2 separate regions of the Homo sapiens genome follow, and region 2 is linked to region 1. A link is a loop called in an ENCODE intact Hi-C map of the cell type or tissue named here. Cell type or tissue: IMR-90. All regions are shown on one strand. Links, peaks and the distances in the headings refer to the core of each region. The heading gives the core; the rest is flanking DNA.

Region 1 (8,452 bases), core at 181-8,180:
AAACACTATCTTCACTTCTTTCACCATAGATTAGTGTGACCCGCTTTTCAAATGTGTAAAAATGAAGCCATACTCTAATTCTCTTTCACTCCACATTATGTTCGTGAAATTCATCCATGCTGTATGTATTGTAATTTGTTCATTCTTATTGCAGTATAGTATTCCATTGTATGCATTCCAGCTAGAACTTTCATTAGAAGCATGTTGGACCTTCTTTCCTATCCTCCATATCGCTTAACTTCTCTTTCGTATTTTCTGTCTTTTAATTCTCTGTGCTTCATGCTGTGTAAATTCCTCAGCTCTTCCTTCATGTTCACTGGGTTTCTACTCAGCTACCTCAAATTTGTGGCTTAATCCATCAATTGAATTTTTTATTTCAATGACAATCTTTTTTCACAAATTTAAAAGTTCTATTTGACCCCCTTAAAATATACTTGCTCTTTTTTCAGAATGTTTATCTATGTGTTTAATTTTTTAATTCTATTTTTAAAATTAATCTTAAACATATTTATTTATACTCAGATGGCTCTGTTAAATGAAACTTTAGAGGATCTAATCTTGATATTTGTTGTATATGCAGACTTTTGTTCTTGGTGCATTTTTTTTCTTGTGAATTTTATAATCTTGAATTGAGAGCTGATTTTCCAGTGGGATTTTACATCTAGGACTGCAGTGCGGTCTTGTTGGGGGATATGCTCTTTGGAAAGGTTTTATGTATACTTCTTCCTGGAGCCTCAGAGGTATCATAAGATTGGGGCTAGCTTTTCTATTAATTTGTTGAATTTCTTGGATTAAAGGTATCTAGAGTATACAGGTGTGTTTATATATGTATATATATACTCTAACATATATATACACACATATACGCGTATACATATATATAATTGGGCTTGAGTAAGGTCCAAGTGTTGGTTCTGAATCCTCAGGGGATATTCCCCCTTCCCCCTCAGAATGCAATAATGAGACAGACAACAATCTTTACCCAACAAACTATTTGCAATCCAGAGAAATTTTAAAAGTGACACAGTACTGTGACTTACACAACCAGGGCACCAGACTCCAAGACAAAAGAAGTGAACGCTAGAACCCAAGAATGAGTCCCAAGACTGGGACTTTAGAGAGTCTTGTTGGAGGAATGGGGCAGGATAGAATCTACACATTAAGCAAGGATTGGGAATAGGATATCAGAGAGCAGAACAACCTATGAGCAGGTGAAGCGGAAGGGGAGGTTCTGGAGCTAATTCTCATTGCTGTGAGCACTCGCATCGGGATCACGTTCAAAACTTCTTTACGCCAGGCTGGCGCCCTTCCCTGGACTGGGCCAGGTTCTTAATTGCACAGAATCTGGCCAGTCTTCATTTGCAAAATTTTGAATTATGGGAAGTTGTCTTCAGCAGCATCCTTTGGTCCTTTCTGACATTTACCCCCCACCCCCCGCCACTTGCTACAGCTGCTCTCTTCCCCGCCAATTCAATGCCTCCAGAACAAGGGTCTTAACCTCAACTGCCTATGGGGAGTGGTTGAAGAGGCAGCTAACTTAAATTAATAAAACTAGACAGGATGGTGACTTTAGAGATGCAGAGCTCCAGGGGGATGGGGCTCCTCTACTCCAGCTTATTGTTGTTAAGTTCCAGCACCGCCTGGGTTACAAATCTGGATTAAAAAAAAAATCTAAAAATGTTGGCAACTCATTCAATTTAAAAATGTGCTTTGCTCACCAAAAACACAGCTGTGGCCACATATGGCTTGCAGGCCACTAGTTTACTGCCTCTGCTCTGAGCTGCCTTTCAGAACCTTCCAGGGGACTGAATCCCCTGATTCCATGGCAGCCCTTCCTCCTTCCAGGCCTGCTGGTCAAATAATGCCTCTCACTGTACACATCGTCTGTACTCTCAATTCCCCACCAAACTCCCCATTCCTTGAGTGACCATGTTTGAACATACTCCTACTGGTGGTGAGTTCTCCCAGAGTATGTCGGACCGAATCATAGTGTGTAACATTGGCGGGGAAACCAAGGGAAGAGTATTTTGTTTGATGCAGGTCATGTAGGGTGTCAATGGAGTGTGGGCTTCGCAGCCACATGCTCATGATCCTGCCTCTCTACTGACCAGCTGAGTGATCCTGTCCAAGAGGCTTCATCTCTCAAAGCCTTGGTTTTCTCATCTGCACGATCTGGAGAATAATTCCTGGCAGTGTTGTTGTAAAGCTATTTTAATTTCTGTTGTATAGTCAATGCTTATTTTTGCTCAGACTATGGGAATTCTGCAGTTGAAAGGGCCCTTGGAAATCGCCTGTCAATCCTGTCACCATGCAGATGTAGAAATGAGAGGGTTTGGTTCCAGGAATTAGTCCAAGGTCTCAGCTAGCCAAATTAAGAATTAGTTTGCAAAAAATTTTTTAATGATATATTTTATGGTAGAATTGGCTATAATATCCCATAGCTCATCCATGCAGCAATATGAATTAATTATTAAAGCAGGACTATTGCTCCAAAATCTATCAATTAGAGTACTGGGGAGAGAAACTGGGTACTCACATTTCTTTCATTTATTATCTGTGCAACAGTCACTTAATCTCTCTAAGACTCATTTTGGCATTAAAAAAGGCATTATGATAAGTTCTTTGCCGTCTGAGTGTTACTCTGAGCGCTATTGATGCGTTATTTCACAAACTTGCAGCACACACGTGGTCTCATCATCTCTTAAAAAATGAAAACTAACCCAAGATCATTATTAAAATTTTTTTTAGAGGCGAGGTCTGTCTATGTTGCCCAGGTTGGCCTCGAATGCCCAGGCTTGAGCAATCTTCCTGCCTTAGCCTCACAAGTGGCTGGGGTTACAGGCCACACCACCACACCCAGCTCCGAAGTCATTCTTGACTAGCAGAAAGGCTGGTATCTCCTTCTTAGGGCTACCTGCTCCCCCAGTTGTTTAAAAACTTGAGGGTTATAGTGTCTAAGGTGGGAGGTGGTAGGGAGTTGGGTGGTGAAGCCAAAGTTTAATCAGTTCGCCGTTGCCACAGCTCCTCCTTGCCACACCGTGTCAATGTCAGAGCCACCTCTAAGTCCCCCAGGGACTTTCCAGAAGTTAGGGAGGAATGCCCGTCTGGGCATGCACAGCCCTGTGGACTCTTTGTGTGGCACAGGAAATCTGGGCAAGATCTCAGCTCCTACTTGCTTCTGTGAGCCTCACGTCCAACATCCCAAGTGGTGGCCCTGGTAGGGAGGACGCCTGGTCCAGCACCATCTGACAGAGATGCTGACCTGGTGCAGACTGAGTTCTGTGCTCATTACTGTGGTTCTCTGAGGGAGGACCCAGCCCCTGCCCTCCTTGTGCTCCTGAGTTTACAGCTTTCATAGCTCAGCTGTTTCACTTCTTCTGGCGGCCATTCCAGGAGGCAAGAGACACCTGGGGAGCACCTGTGTCATCTCTTCCTCCTCCTTGGGGAACCACAAACTTCACCGTCAGAATACAGAGGGCCTGAGTTCTGCCCCTTTGGTAAATTCTAGGGCCAACAGCCCTTCTTCCAAGGGCCTGAATACCTACAGGAAGGCCTCCTCCTGAGAGTGCTGGTGGGACTTACCCTCTTGATATTGATACAAGTAGCTCCTAGAACATGCTATGACTGAGCAAAACCAAAAAACCCAATGCAAATTAAAGCTCCTTAGAGCCATCTTGATACACGTAGGCATCATATCGTATTAGATATTTAAAAAAAAATCTGCAGTTAATGCTGTAAATCAGGTGGAATGTGAAATCAGCTGGCGGCTTCATAATCCTCCAAGGAGCTGGACCTTCTGGGAAACCCTGCAATCCTTTTTTGGACTGGCTCTCATTTGCATATGAAATTGAGGGTGCTTCGACATCCTTCGAGCCGGGTTGCACAAGTCTTAGCTGGCCTCCCTTGTGACCGAGAAACAGGGGCCCAGCCTGGGGTCAGGGCCTGGAATTGCTTCCTTTGGGACTCAGCCAAGCGCAGGCCTTCCACATTAGCATTAGTGCTTTCTTCCATCAGAATTCAGCTGCCCCCCAGAGCCAGTCCCTGTGCCAGAATCCAGACAACCACTAGATCCATGGTAGATTACTGTAAACAGTAGAGTTTTTTTTTGTTTGTATGTTTGGAATTCTAGCAAGACTGACCAATTTAAAAAAACTCTCAGAGCTCAGTGAAAGCAAACCAAGGATTAAGTGAAAACACCAGCAAACAAAATCGATAAATCAGTAACTTAAAGAATGGACCTTCGAGGCCTGCTGTTCAGAGTGCTTTGCCAAGTGACGTAAGAGCCAATGACTTGAGATGCAGAAGAAAAGTTGGGAATGATTTTCCTTAGCGGGAATTCATTTATTTTGCGTGTGCGCTGACAGTGAAGGGCTGAAAGCAATGCTATATCGCCCCCTAGTGCCAAATATACGCACATTATCTATGCTGCTTGGGCTCCAACATTGCCATGGCCTTCTCCAAATAAAGCCAATGCATTTTGATGAAATCTAACTGCAACAAATCACATGTGACAGATACTAAAAACAATTATTCCAAGACTTTCCCTGGCTTCTATTTTATTTTAGTTTTTATTTCTCATCTTAAACTTTTATTAAAATATATTTGACTGATTAAAGCAAAGATAGTAACCATGTCTAACATATGTGGAAATAAAATTATTGATAACAACAGCACAAAGATCGGAAGGCAAAGATTGAATTACCTTGCTGTAATGTTCATATATTATACATTAATCCGTAACATACAAAGGAAATGATTCCAGAAAAGCATATCTAAAAGAATATTATAATTGTGAGATATTCTTTTCTAAATTTTAATTTTTTCCAGATTTATTAAGGTATAATTGACAAGTGAAAATTGTATATGTTTATGGTATAACATTCAATGTTTTGATATAGGTATACATTGTGAAATGACTAAATCAAACTAATTAACGTATCCATCTCCTCACATTCTTATCACGCTTTTGTGTTGAGAGCATTTAAGAGCTAATCTTTTAGCCTTTTTTTTTTTTTTTTTGAGATGGAGTCTCCTCTGTCATCCAGGCTGGAGGGCAGTGGCGCGATCTTGGTTCACTGCAACCTCCGCCTCCCAGGTTCAAACAATTCTCCTGCCTCAGCCTCCCGAGTAGCTGGGACTACAGGTGCCTGCCACCATTCCTGGCTAGTTTTCCTATTTTTAGTGGAGATGGGGTTTCACCATGTTGGCCAGGATGGTCTCGAACTCCTGACCTCAGGTGATCCACCTGCCTCGGCCTCCCAAAGTGCTGGGATTACAGATATGAGCCACTGCACCTGGGCCACAATTTTCAAGCATACATTGCTATTATTAACATTTGTTAACTATAGTCACCAGGCTGTAAAATAGCTCTCCAGAATTTATTCCTGTGGTCTAACCAAAGCTTGATACTCTTTAACCAACATCTTCCCGTTTCTACTTCCTCTTTCCCTGTAGCCACCATTTTACTCTCTGTTTCTATATGATTTGACATTTAACACTCCACATGTAAGTGAGATCATGTGGTGTTTGTCTTTCTGTGCCTGGCTTATTTCATTTAACATTATATTATGTCCTCTAGGCTCATCCATGTTGTTGCAAACACAAGGTTTCCTTTTTTTAGTGGCTGAATAGTATTCCATTGTGTATTTACACCATATTTTCTTTATCCACTCATCTGTTGCTGGACACTTAGGTTGATTTCCTATTTTGGCTATTGTGAGTAATGCTGCAGTAAACACAGGCATGTAGATAACTCTTTGACATGCTGATTTCATATCTTTTGTATATATAGCCAGTAGTGGGACTGCTGGATCATATGCTAGTTCTATTTTTAATTTTTGAGGAACCTCCATATTGTTTTCCGTACTGGCTTTACCTATTTATGTTCCCACCAATAATGTACAAGGGTTCCCTCTTCTCTACATCCTTGCCAACACCTGTTATCATTTTTTTTTTTTATAACAGCCATACTGACAGGTGTGGGGTAATACCTCATTGTGGTTTTAACTTGCATTTTCCTGACAATTAATGGTGTTGAGCATTTTTTTTCACATGTCGACCTTCTGATTTCTATGTCTTAATTGCACTGATCATGGAAAAGGAGTGAGAAGATCTGGGGAACTCACAATATATTTGGGAAGTTGAAATTCGATTGCATGTGAAATGGCAGGAAGTGAGCAAGAGGAGAGAAAAGTCTGGATGAGCAGGAGGGAGGGTGTCCGGAGCCAGTTCAGAAAGCCCCACCCTTGTCTTGTTTTTGGAGAAAGAAAGCAACGATTAGGGTCTTTAGGGAGAGAGAGTCTAATGGAAATTTTTAGGAAATTTTGCTATTTACTCTTCAAGGATTTTTGTTGTTTGACTTGCAATGAGTCACAGGACTAAGCTAGACCTTAAATCAGTAGCAAGCAGGCCACATTTCATTTGTGTTACACATTAAAATATGACATCTCATGCTGTTTTGATATTTTTGGTAGCTGCGTGGGTGAAGGACTAGAGGGGATAGATGTGTCAGAAGAACAGTGGGATTCATTAATAAACACTGCCAAATATCTATTGGGCCTTCCTTACATGCCAAGCACCTTCCTAATTGTGCCCTAATGGAAGAGAAAATGGAAGTATCATGGATTTCTGGGAGAAGGGGGAGTGAAATGAGATGGAAAGAAGGTTAACTGAGGTGACAAGGCCACTGATGGAAGTAGAAAGTTAATGAGCCAAGAGCCCTTATAATGGATCTCTGGCCAGTGTCTGCTTCCTCCCCTCTCTGGGACACTGCTTGATGTCAGCACCACTGCAGGGCAGGACCATTTTTTGAAAAGCAGTGTGAGTTTCTCTTCATGAGATTTGCAAATACATGTCATATTTAAGTCAAATAAGCTGATGTTTTTCTCCATGGAACTGTATTATTAGTAAATATCAAATAAGACTGTTACGTAGCTCTGTGTCAACTTTCCAGCACTTTAGCAGTCTCTGAATGGCTACTATACTGCCCATTCATTTTTCCACCCATTCACCCATCCACCCACTCATCCACCCACCAGTCCATCCATCCATCCATCCATCCATCCACCCATCCATCTACTTACCTACCCTCACGTCCATTCACCTATGCATCCATCCAACAATCTACCCACCCATCTATCCATTCATCTACCCACCCACCCACCCATTTTTCCATCAAACCATGTATCCACCTACCCACCCATCTATGCATCCCATCCACTCATCCATCTATCCACCCACCCATTCATCCACTCATTAATCGATCCTCCCATCCACCCAACCATTCATCTAACCATCTATCCATCCACCCATTTTTCCATCCAACCATCTAACCATCCATGTACCCAACCATCTATCCATCCATCCATCTATCCATCCATCCATCCATCCATCCACCCATCCACCCATCCACACTTCCACGCATTTATTGATCCTTCCATCTACCCAGCCATTAATCTAACCATCCATCCAACCACCCATTTTTCCATCCAATCATCTAACCATCCACACAACCAACCATCTATCCATCCATCCATCCATCCATACACCCACCCATTCACCCATCTACCCACCCACTCATCTACCCCTTCACCCACCCATCCATCCATCCATGCATCTTTGATTCTTCAAGTATTCAAGTATGAGTCAGGCAGTCTGTTAAGCATTAAATATTTGCTGGTGCTCAGTGCTTTGGAGGCACAGGGGCAGTTTCTCATGGTTTAGCACCATCCCCCCAGTGCTGTTCTCATGACAGTGAGGCAGTAAATTATCACGAGATCTGGTTTTTCAAAGTACATAACACCTTCCCCGCTGTCTTGGTCCTGCTCTTGTCAGGTAAGACGCTTGCCTCCACTGTGCCTTCTACCATGAGCAAAAGCTCCCTGAGGCTTCCCTAGAAGCAGGTGCTGCCATGCTTCCTGTACAGCCTGCAGACCATGAGCCAATTAAACCTCTTTTCTTTATAAATTACCCAGTCTCAGGTATTTCTTTATAGCAATGGGAGAACGGACTAATACAGGACTTTTCGTCCATTGCTTATCTGCTCTGAACCTTGGTTTGGCATCTAAAAAGCAGTGATAGCAATACTTCTTTGCAAGGACTCAATAAGGCAGTATACTCATAGATTCTTTGCTCCTAATATAACATCTATAACATAGTAGTTGCTTGTAATAATTTCTATTGCTGCTGTAACAAATTATTACACAGTTGCTTGAAACAACACAAATTTATTGCCTTATATTTCTGTAATTTAGAAGTCTCACGCTTGGCTTAGTTAGAAGTCTTCACTTGGCTCAAATTCATGTGTTGGCAGGGCTGTGTTCTCTTCTGGAAAGTCCAGAAGTGAATCAGTTTCCTTGCCTTTTCCAGCTTCTAGAGGCTGCTCACTCTCCTTGGTTTGTGGCCCCTCCTCCATCTTCACAGCCAGCAACATCACCTCTCTCTGACTTTCTTC
Region 2 (8,452 bases), core at 79-8,078, 150 kb before region 1:
TGGGTCTTTAACAAAAGCTGCATCACATCTGATGCATCCTGCATGAACTAGAGGAAAATATGTAGAGACACACTTGTTGATACCGAATTTTGTTTCTTGTGTAATTAGCAAAGCTTTGCCAAAAAATCGACTACATTGCCCACATAGGTCATAACTTTCATAGATAAACTATCATATTGAAAAATTCTCATCTATATTGTGACAGATTTAGTTCACTTTCTAGAAAAATATATTTTCCACTGAAGGGCAGGGAACTACAGTATAAAGGTACTTCTAATGGCATCAGGTGTTAGTCTATGGCTTACGCATTTCAAGCAGTAAAACTGAATTCAAATTCAGAAAGAAAATTTTAGATTGTTTATAGAATTCACTGCATAAAATTTTGTCTATGATTTTCACTTAACTCTTTGCAGTTCTGGTAATCTCCATTGTATAAACAGGCAGCGTTTTAAAGAGACATTGAAAGCCAGATATATAGAGTATGGGACATACAAATATTTTATTGGTAAAAAACATACCAATGTTTTAGTGGTCAGCGTCTCACAGAAACCAGTTCCAAATATAAATTAATACTGATGCTGGTTTTGAAGAAGGCAAGACAGAGCTTCTCTGTTGATAATTCTCAGGGTCAGAACATGAGGATTCAATGACAGAGAAACTTCTTTTGCATTAGCTTGAACAATTCTGAGATGTTGGCTGAGAAACACACTGGCCAATGGTCCTTGGTAATTATTTTCTGAAGATCTATATGCATAGATTTCTCTCTTAGAACACTTGATGCATTTTAGATTAATAGGAAAGCAAGTGACATGTTTCCAAGCACATATTTAAAGGGAACGAACATGGATACTGACTTCCACACACCTCCCACGAGATGCACTGTGTGTGGTGGGGAAAGGAGGAGGCATCAGGAGCACAGCTGAGCTAAAAAGAAACCTTAATATTAACAATGAAAAGACGGGCTGGGCGCGGTGGCTCACACCTGTGAGCAGACTGCTTGAGGTCAGGAGATCAGGGCTAGCCTGGCCAACACAGTGAAACCCCATCTCTACTAAAAAAAAAAAATACAAAAATCAGCTGGGAGTGGTGGCAGGTGCCTGTAATCTCAGCTACCTGGGAGGCTGACGCAGGAGAATCGCTTGAACCCAGGAGGCAGAGGTTGCAGTGAGCCAGGATCATGCCACTGCACTCCAGCCTGGGTGATAGAGTGAGACTTGGTCTCAAAAAAAAAAAAAAAAACACCAAACCAAACAAACAAACAATGAAAAGATGAAGGCAAGAATTTGTATATAAAACAGGAGCAATGTGAAAGGAGTAAGGAAAAAAACAAGCATCCAGAAAACCATTTTTCAGAAGGAAAAAATCCCTCTAGTACTCTCAATGCCTCCACAGCCAAGTTAGGTACAGTAAATTTAACATAATAGAAATTACAGGCCGGGCACAGTGGCTCACGCCTGTAATCCCAGCACTCTGGGAGGCCGAGGCGGGCGGATCACGAGGTCAGGAGATTGAGACCATCCTGGCTAACACAGTGAAACCTTGTCTCTACTAAAAATACAAAAAATTAGCCGGGCGTGGTGGCGGGCGTCTGTAGTCCCAGCTACTCGGGAGGCTGAGGCAGGAGAATGGCATGAACCTGGGAGGCAGAGTTTGCAGTGAGCCGAGATCGTGCCACTGCACTCCAGCCTGGGTGACAGAGCGAGACTCTGTCTCAAAAAAAAAAAAAAAAAAAAAAAAAAAAAAAAAAAATTACTTACTTTTTCCTTCCCAACAGCCAGACCAATGAGGCTAATGCATTCAATAGTTTTTCCTCTCAGAAGTCTCAGTTCTTTTTGAACCGCATTCTCAACGATGTGCTTCAGTGATGGCATAAATAAATCATAGTAGGGGACAAATTTTTCTTCTGCAGTATCGGCAACTGATGCAATGGATGTCACAACTTGTTCCAAAACTAACTTGGTGCCTTTCTGAATCAGCTAGAAGGAAGACACAAATTATTACCTCAAAGGAAAACTGGAAGAAGTATTTAAATTTACAATTACTACTCCCTTCAAGTTCTTGAATGCTTTTCTGAAACAGCAGAATGAGACCACCTCTCCAGAAGCAGAGACTGTAGGTTTTGGAGGAAATTTCTATAAAAAGAATCTATGTTGAACTATTTATGTGAGATTTTTTTTTTCTCTCTTCTATTAACACAACACCTCTAACTCATGTTAGTCTCATCTCAAAGCACAGCTAATTCTTGAGTACAGATACGGAATCAAAATTTTTGTGTTCATCAACTTTAATGCCTACACTTCATCCTCATTTTTTTCTTCACTGATTTCCTCTACTTATGATTATATTTTGTGCTGTCTTACTACGTCATAAAGAAAATTCCCTCTTTGGCCCCTTCCTTTATCTTCTAACCCCCTCTCCCCAGAAGATCGCACGAAGGAACCCTGCTGCCTTCTCTTGCATCTGTCTTGCTGAAACAGATGAGATGACCTTTTTCTCTGCACCAAAGATCTGGTGTTCTCTGACCCAGCTAGTAACAAATGCTTACTAACTATTTGCTGCTGGGCCCGTCCTGTCACCAGCAATATTTTAAAATAATTCTTCTGTAATCCCAGGACTCTGGGAGGCTGAGGCAGGCGGATCACCTGAGTCAGGAGTTCAAAACCAGCCTGGCCAACATGGTGAAACCCTGTCTCTACTAAATAAATAAATAAATAAATAAATAAATAAATAAATAAATAAAAATTAGCCAGGTGTGGTGGCACACCCCTGTAATCCCATTACTCCGGAAGCAGAGGAAGGAGAATTGCTTGAACTGGGGAGGCAGAGGTTGCAGTGAGCCGAGATTGCGCCACTACATCCCAGCTGGGTTGACAAGAGCAAGACTCTGTCTGGGGAAAAAAAAAAAAAGAAGCCAGGCACGGTGACTCACACCTGTAATCCCAGCACTTTGGGAGGCCCAGGTGGGCGGATGACTTGAGGTCAGGTGTTCAAGAACAGACTGGCCAACATGGTGAAACCCTGTCTCCACTCAAAATACAAAAATTAGCCGGGTGTGGTGGGTGCACGTCTGTAATCCCAGCTACTCGGCAGGCTGAGGCAGGAGAATGGCTTGAACCCGGGAGACGGCGGTTGCGGTGAGCAGAGAGTGCGTTATCGCACTCCAGCCTGGGCGAGACTCCATCTCAAAATAAAAATAAATAAATAAATAAATAAAATAAAATAAAATAAAATATTAACTCATATGAACCTGAGCCAGTTACTACTCCAGATTTTCATAATTCCCCACGTCAATTACACCCACACTCTCAGCAGAGTTCTTTAACTTGTGTTACACATTCAACTATGTCTTGAGAAAGCCATCTTACTTTCTGCTTCTGTACCTCAACCTCTGCTCCATGTTTAGTGTGGACTGTGCTGCTGGCCCCAGAGGAAATGTCTTTCCTCCTCTGCTAGGCTACCTTCTCTTCGTACAACTCTTCCTCGTGAACACTGTCCTCCTACCATCCCATCCCAACAACTCCTTCCACTTATCTTTAAAAACCCATATAGTGCCTCACTGCAGGAAGGAAGGGCAGGGGTACACACAGACTATCATACCACAGCCATCCACCCAAACCTGTAAAGTCATGTTGGATCCATCCATTACTGATTTAACCAACCAACCAATCTGCCTTCAACTTGGGTCCACCTCGGTCTGCCTTCGGGCACACGAATGTTTCCTTTATCATATTCTTAGTCTGCTGTCATCTGATACTGAGCACTTGGGCCTTTGTTTATAAGTCCTCTGTCTTTGGCTTCTGAGACATTGCATTTCTTGTTTATCTTGCTCTCTGACCAATTGCCAGTGCTATGCAAACTGTGGTTTGTTAACTATTTGCTACCAGTTCATATTAAGTATAGGAATTGAGGGCATTAGAAACTTTTATAGCAATTTGAGAGCAGGTTTATCTTTTATTTTCTATGCCTTCTATTCATTTCATTTTTATAGTAGTAATCCATTTTCATTGCATTTGACAATAAACATTTGACAATAAACTGGGCTAAAATCCTTGCTTTTCGCATCTACATCTCTCACACACTGTGCTGGACTAACATCATTCAATTGTTTTCAGGTTGCATCCCTTATTTCAGCTGTAACTATAATCATTTTTACTTGGATACTCAAAAATGATGTTGCTTCTACAACTTCTGTATTTCTGCCACTCTGGTTAGAATACTCAATGTTTTTTAATTTCTTCTCTTTCATCTTTTTTTTTTTGAAACAGAATTTTGCTCTTGTTGCCCAGGTTGAAGGGCAGTGGCACCACCTCAGCTCACTGCAACCTCTGCCTCCCGGGTTCAAGTGATTCTCCTCTTAGCCTCCCGAGTAGCTGGAATTACAGGCGTGCACCACCACACCCGGCTAATTTTGTATTTTTAGGAGAGATGGGATTTCACCATGTTGGCCAGGCTGGTCTCGAACTCCTGACCTCAGGTGATCCACCTGCCTCAGCCTCCCAAAGTGCTGGGATTACGGGGATGAGCCACCGTGCCGGGCCCTTTCATCTTTTAAAATTCAAACTGCCAGAAACAAACTGTTAATGCTTCCCATGAAATGTCTTTTAGAATCACCTCTTCCACTATTACTATCTAAGCTCCCTGGACGATGACAGTATGATGGTCTTGCCTTAAATCTTCTCCCTTTTTTGTGTATGCCTCACCCAATGCTACCACACTAATTTTTTACCATATGATAATTTCCTGCAGCATTTAAGAACACAGAATGGTTTTTCACACTTTACATAAATCAGAGTTCAAAAACTTCTCTGCCTTATTTTCAGGGTGATCCATATACACTGATTTTACCTGACCTTTAGCTGTATCTTTCCCAATTCCAATTATCAGCCCACATTTTGGTCAATCTGAATTTCTCTACTCATCATTCCACAACTCCGAATAGCCTCCTCAGTTTTTGTACTTTATATTCTTTATGGTCATGCTGCAAGTCCCTCTTTCTCCAGTTCTTACCCATCAAATCAACCCAAATTAATCTACAAACAGAAAGCAGCCTACAGATCTTAAAACTTACCTCTTGAAGCTTCAGTACCATAATGGAATGCAGATGTTTCACCAAATTATCCAAGTATGGAATAAGTAGTGACTTGGGACAGTCTTCAGTAAAGTTAATGAGGGCAGCAGCTGCATGGGCCTGCACACGTTGATTGCCTTGGTCTTCCATGGTCTGCAGCAGAGCTGCAATCACCTGTGAAATGAAACCAAATGGGCACACATGTTGAAATGTCCACCCTTCTTCCTAAAGTCTGATTTAAGTGTTTGAGGACTTGTTACTTACCTTCTCATGAAATTTCTTTTGGAAACCAGGTGCAAAATCTGTAGCCATCTGTCCCACGGCATTACAGGCTGCATACCTTACTCTTGGATGCTGGAAAATGTTCCCTTTCATTAGTAAAAGCAAGAAGGTTTCCACATGAAGCTACACTAATCATTTTGAATCAAATATTTACTGGTACTTACAGGATCCTGGAGAAAAAGTAAAACAAAATTTACGATCTCATTTAGAATTCCTTCCATTTGCTGGTGGCACCCTTCACCAATGGCAGATAAGGCCATCAATCCTGCATGCCGGTATTTCCAGTCAGCTACCGAAAAAAATTACAGATGGAATAGCAATTACACACTATAAACATGTCATTCTGGTAGAGGGAGATGTATAAAAGTTCTTATTTGGAAAAGAGTAACAAAACTTTTTTGAAAAGGGTATATGTATATATAATATAAAAACATTTGTATAGGCCGGGCGCGGTGGCTCGCGCCTGTAATCCCAGCACTTTGGGAGTCTGAGGCGGGCGGATCACAAGGTCAGGAGATCGAGACCATCCTGGTTAACGTGGTGAAACCCCGTCTCTACTTAAAAATACAAAAAATTAGCCGGGCACGGTGGCAGGCGCCTGTATTCCCAGCTACTCGGGAGGCTGAGGCAGGAGAATGGTGTGAACCCGGGGGGGCGGAGCTTGCAGTGAGCCGAGATCGCGCCACTGCACTCTGGTCTGGGCGAAAGAGCGAGACTCTGTCTCAAAAAAAAAACAGAAACAAACAAACAAAAAAAACAAAAAACAAAACATTTGTATATTTACTTTTTAGAAAAATGAACAGAAAAAGTGCGTGACTACTTGATTCTAAAAGTATGTATCAGGCCAGGCGCGGTGGCTCACACCTGTAATCCCAGCACTTTGGGAGGTTGAGGCGGGTGGATCACTTAAAGTCAGGAGTTCAAGACCAGCCTGGCCAACATGGCGAAACCCCGTCTCTACTAAAAATACAAAAATTAGGCCGGGTGCAGTGGCTCATGCCTGTAATCCCAGCATTTTGGGAGGCCAGGGTGGGCGGATCACTTGAGGTTAGGAGTTTGAGACCAGCCTGGCCAACATGGAGAAACTCCATCTCCACTAAAAGTACAAAAATTAGCTGGGTGTGGTGGTGTATGCCTGTAATCCCAGCTACTTGGGAGGCAGAGACAGGAGAATTGCTTGAAACTGGGAGGTGAACATTGTAGTGAGCCAAGATTGCACCACTGCACTCCAGCCTGTTTGACAGAGTGGGATTCTGTCTCGAAATAGCTGGGCGTGGTGGCATGTGCCTGTAGTCCCAGCTACTCAGGAGGCTAGGGCAGGAGAATCGCTTGAATCCAGTGGGTGGAGGCTGCGGTGAGCTGAGATCACATTACCCTGGGCAACAGAGCGAGATTCCACCAAAAAACAAACAAATTTCTAACTTAATACTTCTGAATTTTAATTTAACAAAAGAACACATTAACTTTATAATTAAAAAACACAAATGAAAATAAAACACATACAACAATAAACTTTGGGATTGATATATATATTACAGGTACAAAGGTAACTGAAATATTCATAGAAATAAAAAGGAAGGATGGCCAGGTGTGGTAGCTCATGCCTATAATCTAAGCACTCTGGGAGGCTGAAGCAGGAGGACTGCTTGAGGCCAGGAGTTTGAGACCAGCCTGGGCAACATGGCGAAATCCTGTGTCAACAACAACAGCTGCCCTCCAGGGCAGGTGGGCTTCCACCATCACCTCCGTCAGGGGCAAAAACAGAAAGAAAGAAGTGGTTTCTCTTTTGATAACATTAGATAGAGTTTCTTCTTTTAAAAATAAAAGATATTGGGTGAAAGAAGAGTATATGATTCAAACATTCTAATATTCCATAAAAATTCAAATAATAACATCATTTTCAAATTCAAATCTAAATACTTTTGGCTAGGAAGTAAATCTGTACATTTTCTTTGGGATTGACAATTTTATCGGTAAAATAAATGAATTGGGTTAAATATGGATGATAAAAAGACAAAGATTAATTTTTAACAGTCTAAACATATCTTAGAATTTAAGCTTTAGAAAGGGCACAACTTCACTCTTCTAGCATTTGAAGGACACAGCTTACGATTTTGAAGCATTTGCATAATGTGTTCCTTGATCATCGGCAGAACGAGCTTTCCACCAAGTCCGCAAGCCATTCGATCTAGAGCACTCTCGCCTGCAACTGCATTGCTAAACACATAAACAGAATTATGTACTCAATATATCTGAAACACAAAAGAAATAGTATACTCTACAGACATACTTCTAACCATATTATTATTAAACTAAGACTGAGAAAGAATTCAAGCTGTCTTTAAATGTGGAATTGAAATTAGGGGTTAAAAACTCTGCAGCTTAGAAAAGAAAAAAGAGTAAATGTTTTTATCATGATCCACCATAGTTTAGAAAGTCATGCCTGATTCTTATTTTTCTTTTTTTTTTTTGAGACAGAGTCTCGCTCTGTCACCCAGGCTGGAGCGCAGTGGCACGATCTCGGCTCACTGCAAGCTCCGCCTCCCAGCTTCATGCTATTCTCCTACCTCAGCCTCCCGAGTAGCTGGGACTACAGGTGCCCGCCACCACGCCTGGCTAATTTTTTTGTAGTTTTAGTAGAGACGGGGTTTCACCATGTTAGCCAGGATTGTCTTGATCTCCTGACTTTGTGATGCGCCCGCCTGGGCCTCCCAAAATGCTAAGATTACAGGCGTGAGCCACTGTGCCCAGCCTGAATCTTATTTTTCAAGACCACCCCCACCCGCTACTGGCTAAAAACTGTTCTCAGAAATAGCTTCTGACACTTTCAACACTCCAGTAAAAGCAGTATTGAAAGAGCCTCATGTATTTCATTTCCTAGAAATACAGTCTTCAAACCTATCAATGAACAGAACATAGAAAACTGAAAAGGGTGCAGAGAATGTATAATCTTCCCCACTGTGAGTTTATTCACCCTTAAAGGGGTGCAAACTGCACTGCCAAAAACTATGCATAGCTATGTGAAACTCAATTCTATTGTCTTCTCTGAAAGCCAAAGGAATGTGGGCATAAAAGCATTTGGACTTATCCTGGCTTAGAACT

What was found. Peaks named below come from ENCODE experiments on the same cell type or tissue, not always from the same donor. Only the 100,000 strongest peaks of a DNase experiment are listed, where the experiment ranks them.
Region 2: it touches region 1 in a loop (5-fold over the local background); 8 of 110 quality-filtered maps call a loop at or near these places.

The regions. Positions count from the first base shown.
Region 1 is chr13:97,851,635-97,860,086 of GRCh38, reverse strand. No RefSeq gene overlaps it. Among named protein-coding and RNA genes, the nearest start is that of IPO5, 98 kb to the left of the region's middle. RefSeq lists enhancers at 3,271-3,370, 3,391-3,510, 3,541-3,610. In IMR-90, for the core only: a CTCF peak has its summit at 4,392 (motif pointing left); a DNase peak (open chromatin) is centred at 4,346.
Region 2 is chr13:97,999,654-98,008,105 of GRCh38, reverse strand. It overlaps IPO5 (importin 5), which reads right to left. Exons shown (of 29, transcript NM_002271.6): 13 at 7,461-7,567; 14 at 5,515-5,639; 15 at 5,333-5,422; 16 at 5,069-5,242; 17 at 1,758-1,976; 18 at 1-47. Among named protein-coding and RNA genes, the nearest start is that of IPO5, 50 kb to the right of the region's middle. In IMR-90, for the core only: no CTCF peak of the experiment used is centred there; DNase peaks (open chromatin) are centred at 2,865 and 3,795; H3K27ac peaks cover 379 bases.